Regions from separate parts of the Homo sapiens genome. Here region 2 is linked to region 1. Evidence: chromatin contacts called from ENCODE Hi-C or POLR2A ChIA-PET data. All regions are on one chromosome and are shown on one strand. Each heading gives the region's core, a stretch centred on a gene start or an enhancer-like site at or near the end of the contact. The rest is flanking DNA. Distances are from core to core; before and after follow the strand shown.

What was found. A loop is a pair of places that touch in the nucleus more often than their neighbours do. ChIA-PET counts read pairs that join two places held with the same protein, here RNA polymerase II (POLR2A). Pooled maps may share reads with other maps.
Region 2: a pooled map shows a loop between it and region 1 (2.1-fold over the local background). The contact joins the enhancer-like site here to the promoter of KDM3B in region 1. A Hi-C loop is called at or near these places in 3 of 50 pooled maps. POLR2A ChIA-PET finds 5 or more read pairs at or near these places in 7 of 52 experiments (GM10248, GM12878, K562 and 4 more).

Annotation. Positions count from the first base shown.
Region 1 is chr5:138,348,675-138,354,214 of GRCh38, forward strand. It overlaps KDM3B (lysine demethylase 3B), which reads left to right and starts at 4,011. Exons shown (of 24, transcript NM_016604.4): 1 at 4,011-4,313. The coding sequence starts at 4,122. It overlaps FAM53C (family with sequence similarity 53 member C), which reads left to right. Exons shown (of 5, transcript NM_016605.3): 5 at 1-1,055. RefSeq lists silencers at 3,711-3,790, 3,811-4,050, 4,131-4,600 and an enhancer at 4,851-4,950.
Region 2 is chr5:138,237,763-138,243,284 of GRCh38, forward strand. No RefSeq gene overlaps it. Among named protein-coding and RNA genes, the nearest start is that of CDC23, 27 kb to the left of the region's middle. Within about 2 kb of position 4,134, at least 5 of the 41 ENCODE cell types and tissues checked have a DNase peak (open chromatin) inside an H3K27ac peak, as active enhancers do.

The DNA.
Region 1 (5,540 bases), core at 2,761-5,260:
CTTAAGCCTCTGGCCCTCAGAGGCTCCTCCCTATCTCCTGGCTAGTTACCACTAGGCTACCAGGTCTCTAGGGGCCTGAGAGAGGCCCTCTAGAGAATCCAGGGAAACTGTGAGCCCAGGAGTTGCCCATCTATGGTTTCATTCCTCCCCTGGCTCTTCTCCCTCTTCAGGCCATAATTTCCCTGGTGCCAATTTCTTTTCCTCCTGGGGCATCCTCATCCCAGGGCTCTCTGCTGTAGATTGGCTGTGCCAGCTTCCAACAGGTTACTGGCAATGCCAGTGAGTTTCTGTAGGCCCTAAGCTGAAGAAGTGAGGCAGTGATTCTGCCTCCATCCTGGTTTCCCCAAAGCCCCAGGGCACCATCCTTAGGGGAGAAGGTCTACAGTTATCATTATTTTAATTCCATTACTTTCAGTCTGGAAAACTAAGCTAGTCAGAACTGTCATCTTGCTTCCCAATCTAAGAACCTGTGGCCCTGGAACACTTTTCAAGAATTGGTTCATTTTGCTTTACACAGTAGATCTGTTCCAACAGTTCTGTGTAAACCAAATGCTATTTTTCAATGCATTTGGACTGCTGACCATTTAAAAGCAGCCTATGATTGCTTCTTTTTGTAAAGCAAGCAACCTCCCTCCACTTTAGCTGTTTTGACTATTTGAATTTTCACATATTGGGCTTACCCAGAGTGGAGCACACCTCCAGGGCATGTGGCTGACACTGGGTCAATGTCTGCATCTGTGCTGTGTGTGTAGTGTGGTTGGCCAGTAGGTGAGTATCCCTGTGTGTGTGAGTGAAGCCACTCCCCAGGCTGGTGCTCTCCTCCTGTGCCCAGTGACTGCCCAGTGGCAGCTCAGCTGCCCTTCACTCCCACCTGCTGCCAAAGTCCCTGTGCTAATGGGATTACAAATACAAAAAGTGGAAAAAAATTTTCGTAAACTTTGTTTTATATTAAAAGAAAAATCCATAAGTCTGTGTGTGTTAAACATGAGGTTCTGCCTCTGTGGCTGTGTTTGAAAAAATAAAGTTTTATTAGAATAATCCATTTTCCCAAGCAACCTTGTGTACTACAGTGTCTTCTTCCCTTCCCCACAAAGACAAGGAAGAAGCAGGGTAGAAGGCCACCTAACTGTTCCAGCCCCTTCATCTAAGATGTGGGTCAACCTTTCAAAAAGGGGCAGTATTTGGACCCTAGGCCCTTTGCCGGCCATGGCAGGATGTTATACTGTGGCCCAGGCTTCTGCTAAGGCCTTGGTTATTTTTGGCAGTCTGGTTTGGTCTCTCTTTCCCTGGCAGTTATACTTGTCTCCTCCTGCCTGCTGTCACTCTCACTTCCAGCAAGTTGAAGTCAAGTATGAATGCATTCCAGCTCCCTGAGAAATGGTTTATGGTACAGTCAGGAACTTGTCTAGATTGGTTTGTAGGCTTTGGGAAGTAGGGAGAAGGCAGGGTGGGAGACAGCCAGGGATCTTTCTTAAGTTTTCACATGTTACATCCTGGAGAGATAGAGGTTTAGTCATCAGAATTCAGATTCCATAGACCTAGGCAATTTTTCCATCCTAAAAATACTGCTTTTGGAAAATAATCCTAGCTGCAAAGCTTCTCTTTTGTTGTAGAAGACAGTATTTTCCCTAATGTTTCCTTTGGGAGTGTTGGTTTGCCAAAAGAAGCTATGTGGCTCACTCTTTAGACCTTTCTGTTCCACCCTTTCTTCTCTCTATGTTGACATTCTTCCAATGTGTGTGGGTGAAGTGTAGTTGCTTAGAGATCCAGGCAGGAGCCTCTGTCTCTAAGGCTTAGCCTTTCTTTACCAGTTGTGGTGCTAATTTGCCAGGCAGCAAGAAGAGTCAAGTTGCTTAGCTTATGTCCTGGTTTCCTGCTTCAAATTGGTGGCACTCATCATTGAATACCAATGAAGTGTGTGCAGGACAGGACTGACTTGACTACCTGGAGCAGGAATCTTTGCAGGGGTGCACATACACCCTAGAAAAAGTGAGGGTTGTCACCTGCCCTGGAAACAAAGGAAGGGCTTTGGGGAAGTGGTGGGCAGTGGCATGTGGTTAAAGAAGCTTAGAATTACAGGGTTTTTTTTCTTTAAAACTGATGTTTCATTTCACCTACTGCTTGAGCAGGGGTAAAGTTTGAACATCTAAAATGACTTTGTTTCCCCCTTTTTTTCTTTTGAGTTTATTTTTGTTGGATTTTTCTGCTATTTTCTGTGAGGCCAAGTGTGATTTTATTTTTCATTCCTGAAGTCTTGTTAATATAGGAAAGAACGTAAACTCCATGAGGGCAAGAGTTTTGTTTTATTCAATATTGTGTCCCCAACACTTTGGGAAGTTCCTGGCACATGAAAAGTGCTGGTCACATTTGTTGAATGCATTTCCCTTTTGCCTTTCCCATCCGTGAACTTAGGTACATTTCTGTCTCTCTGCTGTGAGAAACTAGCCTTGGACATTGGGGCAGTAGTTAAATCTCTGTATGGGAGAAAATCCCAGCAGATAATTTTGATAGAAAAATTGCAAGGCAGATAGATCTTGTATGGATTCACCCTTGTTCCCCTCCTACCAACTACAGCTTATGGGCCATGTGCTTTAAGAGGTGGCTCTCAGCCCAGAAAAACATTCTGAGTCAGGCCTCAGGTTGGCTGTGGGAGATGGAAGTTAAAAAGAAGTGGAGGGAGGAATGTTTCCTTGGTGCTCCACAGGGTTGGTTCTAGAATGATTTTCCTATATGTTTTATACTTTAGTAAAAGTATAAAGTCAATAGTTGGTTACCCCTCTCCCCAAGCCTTTGTTACAAGAAAAGTAGGTCAAGGGTGTAGACAAGGTTATGGACAGGAGATAGCTGGGGTAGGCACAGAAGCCTTGGAGAAAGAACCAGCTACCACTATTTCCTGTCTGTAGGGAAAATCAAAAAGTCACTTTTAGAACAACAGTCATGGGTTATTACTATACCCTTTATCTTTTGTATCCATTTTGTGTATACTCAGTCTCTGCATCCATGAGACCATGGAATGTGCTAGTCCCTGATATTGCCAGCTTTAAATGATTGAGGCAATTTCCTGTTGCTTATTGTGGGTAACAATCTAGCCAAAAATCTCAGCATCTCACTTTCTCTGCAGGCTCCTTTTCTAATCAGGAGCTATCAGTCTCCCACACCTGTATTAAATGCATTCAGATAAGAGTTACAGAATTTTCTTTGCCCCCAGCCCCACTAATTCCATGGTAAGATGGAGTGCTACTAAGAGAACCCCTTTACTGTTGGTCTATTTCCAGTTCCCCTAAGAGTTGAATGGAGAAACACGTAGACTTAATAACATTGGCAGACTAGGAAGGGGAAGAAGTTAGGTCGGTTTTAGGAAAAACACCAAGATGTTGGGGGGCACGTTGGCCTTCAGTCAGTGGAAAGAGTGGCATTATACATCCAATGGAAGTAATACATTGGCCAATTGGAAAGGAACCTAAGAAGTGCTGGCAGTATAGAATGGGATGGTGCTGTTATGGGCCATTGAGAAGGAAGACATTGTGTCTCATGGACCAATGGGGAGAACATTTCCTACAAGACAGCAGGTAGGAGCTCATATTTTCAGGATAGGAAATCAATGGGGGTATTGGAGACACTAAATAGCTCAAAACATCCACTCTCTAGGTACCTTGCCCCTCACCCCCTTACCCCGTAAATGTCTTTGGTATCCGAGGAGAGCAAGCTAAAGCCCTCTCATATATACGACTCCCTGAAGGAAGATTGAGACCAGGGATGATGCCATGGGGAAGCTGAAGGACCCGCCCACTTCCCTACCCCGGCCGGACCTGCAATTCCCCTCCAGACCGCAGGGGGCACTGCAGGCCCCGGGGAGATTGGGGCGGAGCGCTGCGAGGGGCCAGGAGCTGTCGCCCCGCTCCAGAGCGCGGGGGGCGCTGTGCGGGGCCCAGGCTGCGGCTCCGCTCCCGGCCACGGGGGGCGCTGCGCTGCGCCGGTGGTTGGTGGTGGCTGTTGGGGGGGGTGGGGGGGAACGGCGGCCGCGGGTGGTGCGGAGGGAGGCCTTGCGGGCGGATCGGGCGCTTGGCGGCGGAGGTGGTGGGAGGCGGCGGGCGGGAGCGCGGGTCAGGCCGGCCCCGGCGATGGCGGACGCGGCGGCCTCCCCGGTGGGCAAGCGGCTGCTGCTGCTGTTCGCGGACACTGCGGCCTCAGCCTCGGCCTCGGCTCCCGCGGCGGCAGCGGCGAGCGGAGATCCGGGGCCTGCGCTGCGCACTCGAGCCTGGCGGGCCGGCACGGTGCGGGCCATGAGCGGGGCGGTGCCCCAGGACCTAGCGGTGAGTGGCGGCCGAGTCGGGCACTCGAGGCCGGGGCTGCGGGGCCTGCGGGCGGCCTCCCCGGGGGCCTTTGTGAGGGGGCGGTGGGATGGGGGTGACCCATTTCCGTGCCCCCGGGTCTCCTTAGCGCCCCCCGCCGGCACCTCCGCACCCCGAGCGCTTGCCGGCATGGCTTCCGCGTCGGGGTGTGCGCCCCGGTTTCCCCCGGGGGGCGGCCAGGGCGTCCGGAGCTGCTGCTTGCAGCCAGCAGGCCCCGCCTCCTGGGCGACCCTTTTCTCGGCGTTCCCCCCAACACGCCTTCGGAGCAGGCTCTCGAATCTTGAGCTCCCGGGAGCCTCAGAGTTCGGCCAGTGTTGCCGCTGCCCTCTCGAAGACGCGGACCTGTGGTCCCCAGCCTCTCCCAGGAGACCTGCGCCCTGTTCCTTTTCTCCCAGAGCCCCAAGTGGGGCGGGAATGTGGGCAGTTATGGGAGGCACGGAGGCTGCAGTTGGAGCTGGTCGGGGCTTTTTTATCTGGCAGTTACTTCCTCATCTGAGCTGGGCTCGGCCTGGCGGTCTCCAGAAAGGCCAGCTCTCGGCACTGTCTCGAGCTCTCCTCTCCTTTCCTTAACGCTTCTGGGTGACAGGAGCTGCAGTTGTGGCTGTTTTTGTTAAGTTTGAGATCTTTCTTAGTGGCCGAACGGGGCTGCTGGGTAGTGCTTTTTGCTCCCAGCTCAGCTACTCCCCCAACCTTGGGAGAGGTTTTGTTTTGAAACTTTGTGTTTGGGCTTGGCCCTTTTTGAATGCCTTGGTGTGTTTTGTGATTAAAGTTGTTCAGTCATACAACTTAACTAGCATTCGGGATCATGATGTGTTATTCTCGTTAATGTGGCGGTAAAATATAGTGTTTGAGTTTTGGCAAGCCACTTTATTTCCTCATTTTGATAGGGGCCCTAGCTTCTCTGGTGAGATAAGGCTATGAAAAATGGTGTGTGTGCGTGTTGGGGCAGGGGGTGGTCTTTTGGAATGTAATAGATCAGCAAGCAGAAAGTAAATTTTCTTGATGAACTTGCTTTTGCAGATATAAACGGGAACGCAGTTTGTGAGATTTGGAAGTAATGTTGTAGGCTTCCGATGTTCATTTTTCTTCCTATTGATCAACGGTGTTAGACTGTCCTTTTTCACTAATATACAAGCTTTATGGATTTTTTTTGTGGATGGCTTAGGCTTTGCTTCTGCTACTTGGGTT
Region 2 (5,522 bases), core at 2,884-5,383, 110 kb before region 1:
TCATTGCACTCCAGCCTGGGCAACAAGAGCGAAATTCTGTCTCAAAAAAAAAAAGAAGAAGAAGAAGCAGCAGCATTTTTTTTTAACCACATAAAGGGTCAAACCACTGCCCCTATTCTAGTCTTGTCTCTTTTGCTTGCAAAGGCACTCATGCTAGCACAGGAAAAGGTGGACACTAGTGGCTGGATGCAGACTACATAGACTCCAAGGACAGGAAATTAGCATAGTTAGGCCTCTTAGAACTGAAAAATAATCAGGAACAGGACCATTTCTGTATCTTCAGAGAGGTCAAAGCTAGATGGTCTCTCACTTGCATTTCTCTCTGCACCTTTCCATATCAGTTTCCTCACCTTGTCCATCAACTGTGTGCACCAAAATGGCAGTATTAGTTCTGGAGTCTATGTGACTCACCACAGTTGACTGGTTCAGCTCCCAGGAGAGGAATATTGTTTGTCCAGCTTAGGTTAAGTATTCACCCTTGGTCCAATCAATAGTGGCCAAGAAGTCAGGGTCATATATTACAAACATGGCTCCCCAGGTCTAACTTTTTGGCAGGGACAACAAATGAGAACGGTTCCTGGAGAAGTGGACCCTGGGTGACAAACCAAAGCATTATACCAGAGGTTTCTGAGAATATAATGACCTAGTTGACTAGATTGCCTATTTTGTTCCAAAATATTAGTTGGCAGATAAATTTGTGAACTATTTTATTATTATTATTGTTTTTTTGAGACAGAGTCTCACTCTGCAACCCAGGCTGGAGTCAGTGACACAATCTCAGCTCACTGCAACCTCCGCCTCCCAGGTTCAAGTGATTCTCCTGCCTCAGCCTCCCAAGTAGCTGGGATTACAGGCATGTGCCACCACACCTGGTTAATTTTTTTTTTTTTTTTTGAGACAGAGTCTTGCTCTGTCGCCCAGGCTGGAGTGCGGTGGTGCAGTCTTGGCTCACCACAACCTCTGCTTCCCTGATTCAAGCGATTGTCCTGCCTCAGCCTCCAGAGTAGCTGGGTTTACAGGCACCCACCACCATGCTTGGCTAATTTTTGTATTTTTGGTAGAGACGGGGTTTCGCCATGTTGGCCAGGCTGGTCTCGAACTCCTGACCTCAGGTGATCTGCCCACCTCAGCCTCCCAAAGTGCTGGGATTACAGGTGTGAGCTACTGCGCCTGGCCAACAATTTCAATAATGATTGCTATTTCTTAAACTCCTACTCTAGTGTCTAATTTAATCTTCACAACAACTCTTCCAAGTAGGTACTATTATTCCTGCCTTACAGACGACTTACATCAGCGGCCCCGGGCGGCCGCTGATGAACCTCAGGTTCAGAAAGGTTAAGTAAGAAGTAGTCAGCAGTGAGCTGAGATTGGAACCTGGGTCTGTTTGCTCCAAACCCTGTGCTATTAAGCTCTAGGGGTAGGAGGCTTATACTATTGTGGTAAAGAGCTGCCAAACTAGTTTAAAACCATAATGTCAAATATATTTGTGTGGTCTACAAACTTCTTTAAATTGCATTGACATCAGTGACTCATATGAGCCCACAGCAACCTGCAGCAGGGTAGGCTCAAATGAAAAACCTTGTCCCAGGGCACAGGTGGGACTCCCAGCCCCAGACTCTAGGCTGTGATAGCTAAAGACCTAATCTGTTATCTGCAGTTGTTCATTCATCAAGGACAGTTTCTTGACCTCCACAGATTCTCTAGTCTTCAGGTTCTCCCAAGTCATTGGGGATTGTGTGAGTTGAGCTCCTATCCGTAACTCCTCCACCTTTGCACCTTCTCCCAGCAAACTTTGGTCTCTGTAACCCCTTTTCAGGTAATAAGAAATGGTAACCCCCAAGTTCAGAAAGGAAAGCAAAGCAAGGATTTCTGGTTCAGGGAGAAAACTACCTCCTTTACGCTTGGCTTATTTTCCATTAAGATGGAAAGTTGCAAATCAATCAGGAGAAAATTGCCCTCGGGACTGTCAAGCAGACATCTTTGCTCAAATCAGGCCTTGAATGCATGTGTCAAAAGCACCTCACACTCTCATTCATTGCCAGCCAAGTCTCTGGGGGCAGTCCAGTTGATTTGGGAGCATTCAGTCAGATCTAACATTCATTGCACACATCTTCTGTGTATTGCAGCTGTCAGGCTGGCCATCTGATTACTACTTCCCATTCATGGGTCCAATGAGCAAGGTGAATCTACAATGCAATAAGGAGAACACTTAGAAATGAAAGGCAGAGGCTGGGTGCGGTGGCTCATGCCTGTAATCCCAGAACTTTGGGAGGCCCAGGTGGGTGGATCACCTGAGGTCAGGAGTTCGAGACCAGCCTGACCAACATGGAGAAACCCGGTCTCTACTAAAAATAAAATAAAAAAAAAATTAGCCAGGCATGGTGGTGCATGCCTGTAATCCCAGCTACTCGGGAGGCTGAGGCAGGAGAATCGCTTGAACCTGGGAGGCGGAGGTTGCGGTGAGCCGAGATCGCGCCATTGCACTCCAGCCTGGGCAACAAGAGCAAAAGTCCATCTAAAAAAAAAAAAAAAAAAGAAATGAAAGGCAGAGCTGCCATCCTCCACGCTCCAGGATTCTCGAGCTGAGAAGACTGAAGGCAATAAAATTTCCCCAGGTTTTAAAGGAATCAGGGAAGGAATTGTCAGTGAACAGCTACCTCATGCAGGTGTTTGGCATAGATTAGCTGATTTTGTCTTCATAGCATCTCTACCAGGTAGATGCTATGATTACCTTCATTTACAGGTGTAAACAATATTTTAGCTATGGAAAGTAGAACTTTAAAAACATAATAAATTATAAATAGGCTTTATGGGTGAGCCATTATATTTAAAATGAATTTCTCCTACAGAAGCTACCTAGGAAGAGTTTTCTGGGCAGCGTGGTTCGTGGTTATCATTTTTTTTACTGCTTTGTCCTACTGTCCTCTGAGATAAACTTTAAGCATGAGAAACTTTAAGCATGTAGATTTTGTGGTCAGACAGATCTGGATACAAATCATGACTCTTTGGGTAATCAGGAAAATGAACTCACTAACTATTTCAAACAGTGAGAATTTAATACTGTGGCTATGTAAGTGATGGAAGAACTGAGAAGCCAAACAGGGGAAACGGGGGCAACCCAGAGATTAGCAAGAACAGGAAACCACTACCATCCCTAGTGTGGGGCCAGATGAAGGAGATGGAGCCAGAAGCTGCCAAGGCTGTGGGTCTCCTAGCTTCTCCTGTCCTCCCACCCTCAGTCTGTGCCTGTGGCTCCCGTTGTCCAAACCCAGCCAAAAGCCAGCTGACAAGGGAGCCTGGGAAATGCAGCCTGCCTGGGGATGGGATGGGGATGGAGTGTAGGGGTAGCCCACATGTGACACAGAGTATTAGAAGGAGAGCAATGGATCTGAAGGCAAACAGACAAATGATGAGCCCAGCTCTTGCTAGTTTCAAGTTCCTCCTTTATAACACGATTTCTATCTCACAGGGTTGTTGTGAGAATTAAATGAGTAAATGTAAGTAAAATGTTAGCACAGTTCCTGGCACCTAGTATGGAGGCAGCTACAACTAACTTTCCCCTAGATGGGAAAACCAAGGTTCAGACACATTAATCTGTGCAAGGAAAAAGCATGGGAAGCTGGGAGATCAGTGTGATCTTGGGCAAGTCATTTCTCTGAGTCTCAGTTTCCCCACCCTACCAACTCCCTGGGCTGCTAAGGGGATTCATTCCTTGGGCAGATATGTACTGAGCACTTGCATCTTCCAGGCACTTTGGGTGCAGGTACACAAGGCAGATCCACTAAGTCCCGCTCTTCTGGGGTTTACAGTCTGGACGGGATAAAGATACTGTAGAGAACCTTCTATAGATCACTTTATAGTGTCACTGTGATAAATGCCATGAAGTGCTGTGAGGGTGGGTGACACGGTGGTCTGGCCTGGTCTAGGGAGGTCAGGGCGGCTTCCCTGTGACTTCGGCTGGACCTGCAGCATGAGCTGGCTGAGCGTGTTGTACAGCCTGGGCCGAGAGCGCTGGGAACAGCACCAGGGACTCTTTGGAATGTTTAAACGTTAACCCAGCCGTCGGCATCGCGCCCCTGGCCTACCCTAAGCCAGGCCGCGATGCTCGCGCCTCCGAGGGCCTCCCGCAGTCAAGCCGGGACCTCGCCCAGCAAGGACTCCAGGGCTGCCCAGGCAGGGGCGCCCGTCCGGCACCGGACTCCCGCCCTGGGCCCAGCTCCGGCGCTCGGCCAGCCCCGTGCCCCGGGCGGCCGCTGATAGTCGGCTAATGCGTATCGAATTTTTGTGGAGTTCGGCCCGCGCAGAGTGCGCGCGGAGGCGCTGCCCGAGCCTCTTAATTCCCTTTGCATCGATCCTGCCGTTAATGACATAACCTTCTCCCCTAATTAACTGACAACTGCATTAGGCGGCGCGCCTCCGCCGCACGCCGCCCACAGCTTCCCCCACGCAGTTCCGCCCGCGCCGGTGCGGGGCTGGGGCGCAGCGGCTCCGCCTGGACTCAACTCAGGGTCCGGCTGCCGTGGTGGAGGGGAGAGGATAGTGTTTCAGGATCGGGATGCCCCTGCCATCCATATCAGCTCAATAAACATTTGCCGTTATTTATATTGTTGTTGTTTACCTCTTTGCCACTTAACATACTGTAGCTTACTGTTTCATTACAACGACCCAAGAGGCAGAGAGTGGAAATTGGGGCTTGGAGAGGTGGAGGGACTTCGGCAATAACCACGAATGTGCAGCAAGCTACTGGGGGAGGCGGGACTCCCACCCTCCTAAGCAGCCTGGGACTCCAAGTTTGTACTGTTAAGCCCTAGGCTACCCTCCAACGTGTAATTTAGACCCTACTAAAGCTATTACATGCAAAGTGCTTAGCAGAGTACCTGGCAGATAATGAGCACTCAATAAATTTTAGTATGTCAGGCTAATTTACGGAAATACTAATTTGTGTTTATTCTCCTTTGCCTCCCTTTTTCTGGATGGCCAGTTCAGTCAAGTGGCCAGGTTTTCTAATTACTTGGGCAGCAGAGAAAGCAGAGGCAGTGGGCTTGGTCTCTTGCCAATTCAAACACAGGAGTCCCAAATTTTGTGTAATTTAAAGGATCATTTATCTCTTACACACACACACACACACACACACACACACACACACGCGCGCTATATGCTGGAACCAGGTCAGGACTTAACCTCAATTTCATTTGTAAAATACAAACACTTTGCCAGGCACAGTGGCTCACACCTGTAATCCCAGCACTTTGGGAGGCCGAGGCCAGTGGACCACCTGAGGCCAGGAATTTGAGGCCAGCCCGGCCAACATGGCAAAACCCCGTTTCTACTAAAAATACAAAAATTAACTGGGCCTGGTAGCGTCTGCCTGTAATCCCAGCTACTTGGGAGGGGGAAGCACTAGAATCACTTGAACCTGGGTGGCGGAGGTTGCAGTGAGCTGAGATAGCGCCACTGCACTCCAGCCTGGGCAACTGAGTGAGACTCTGTCTCAATAAATAAATAAAATAGATGAAATAGCA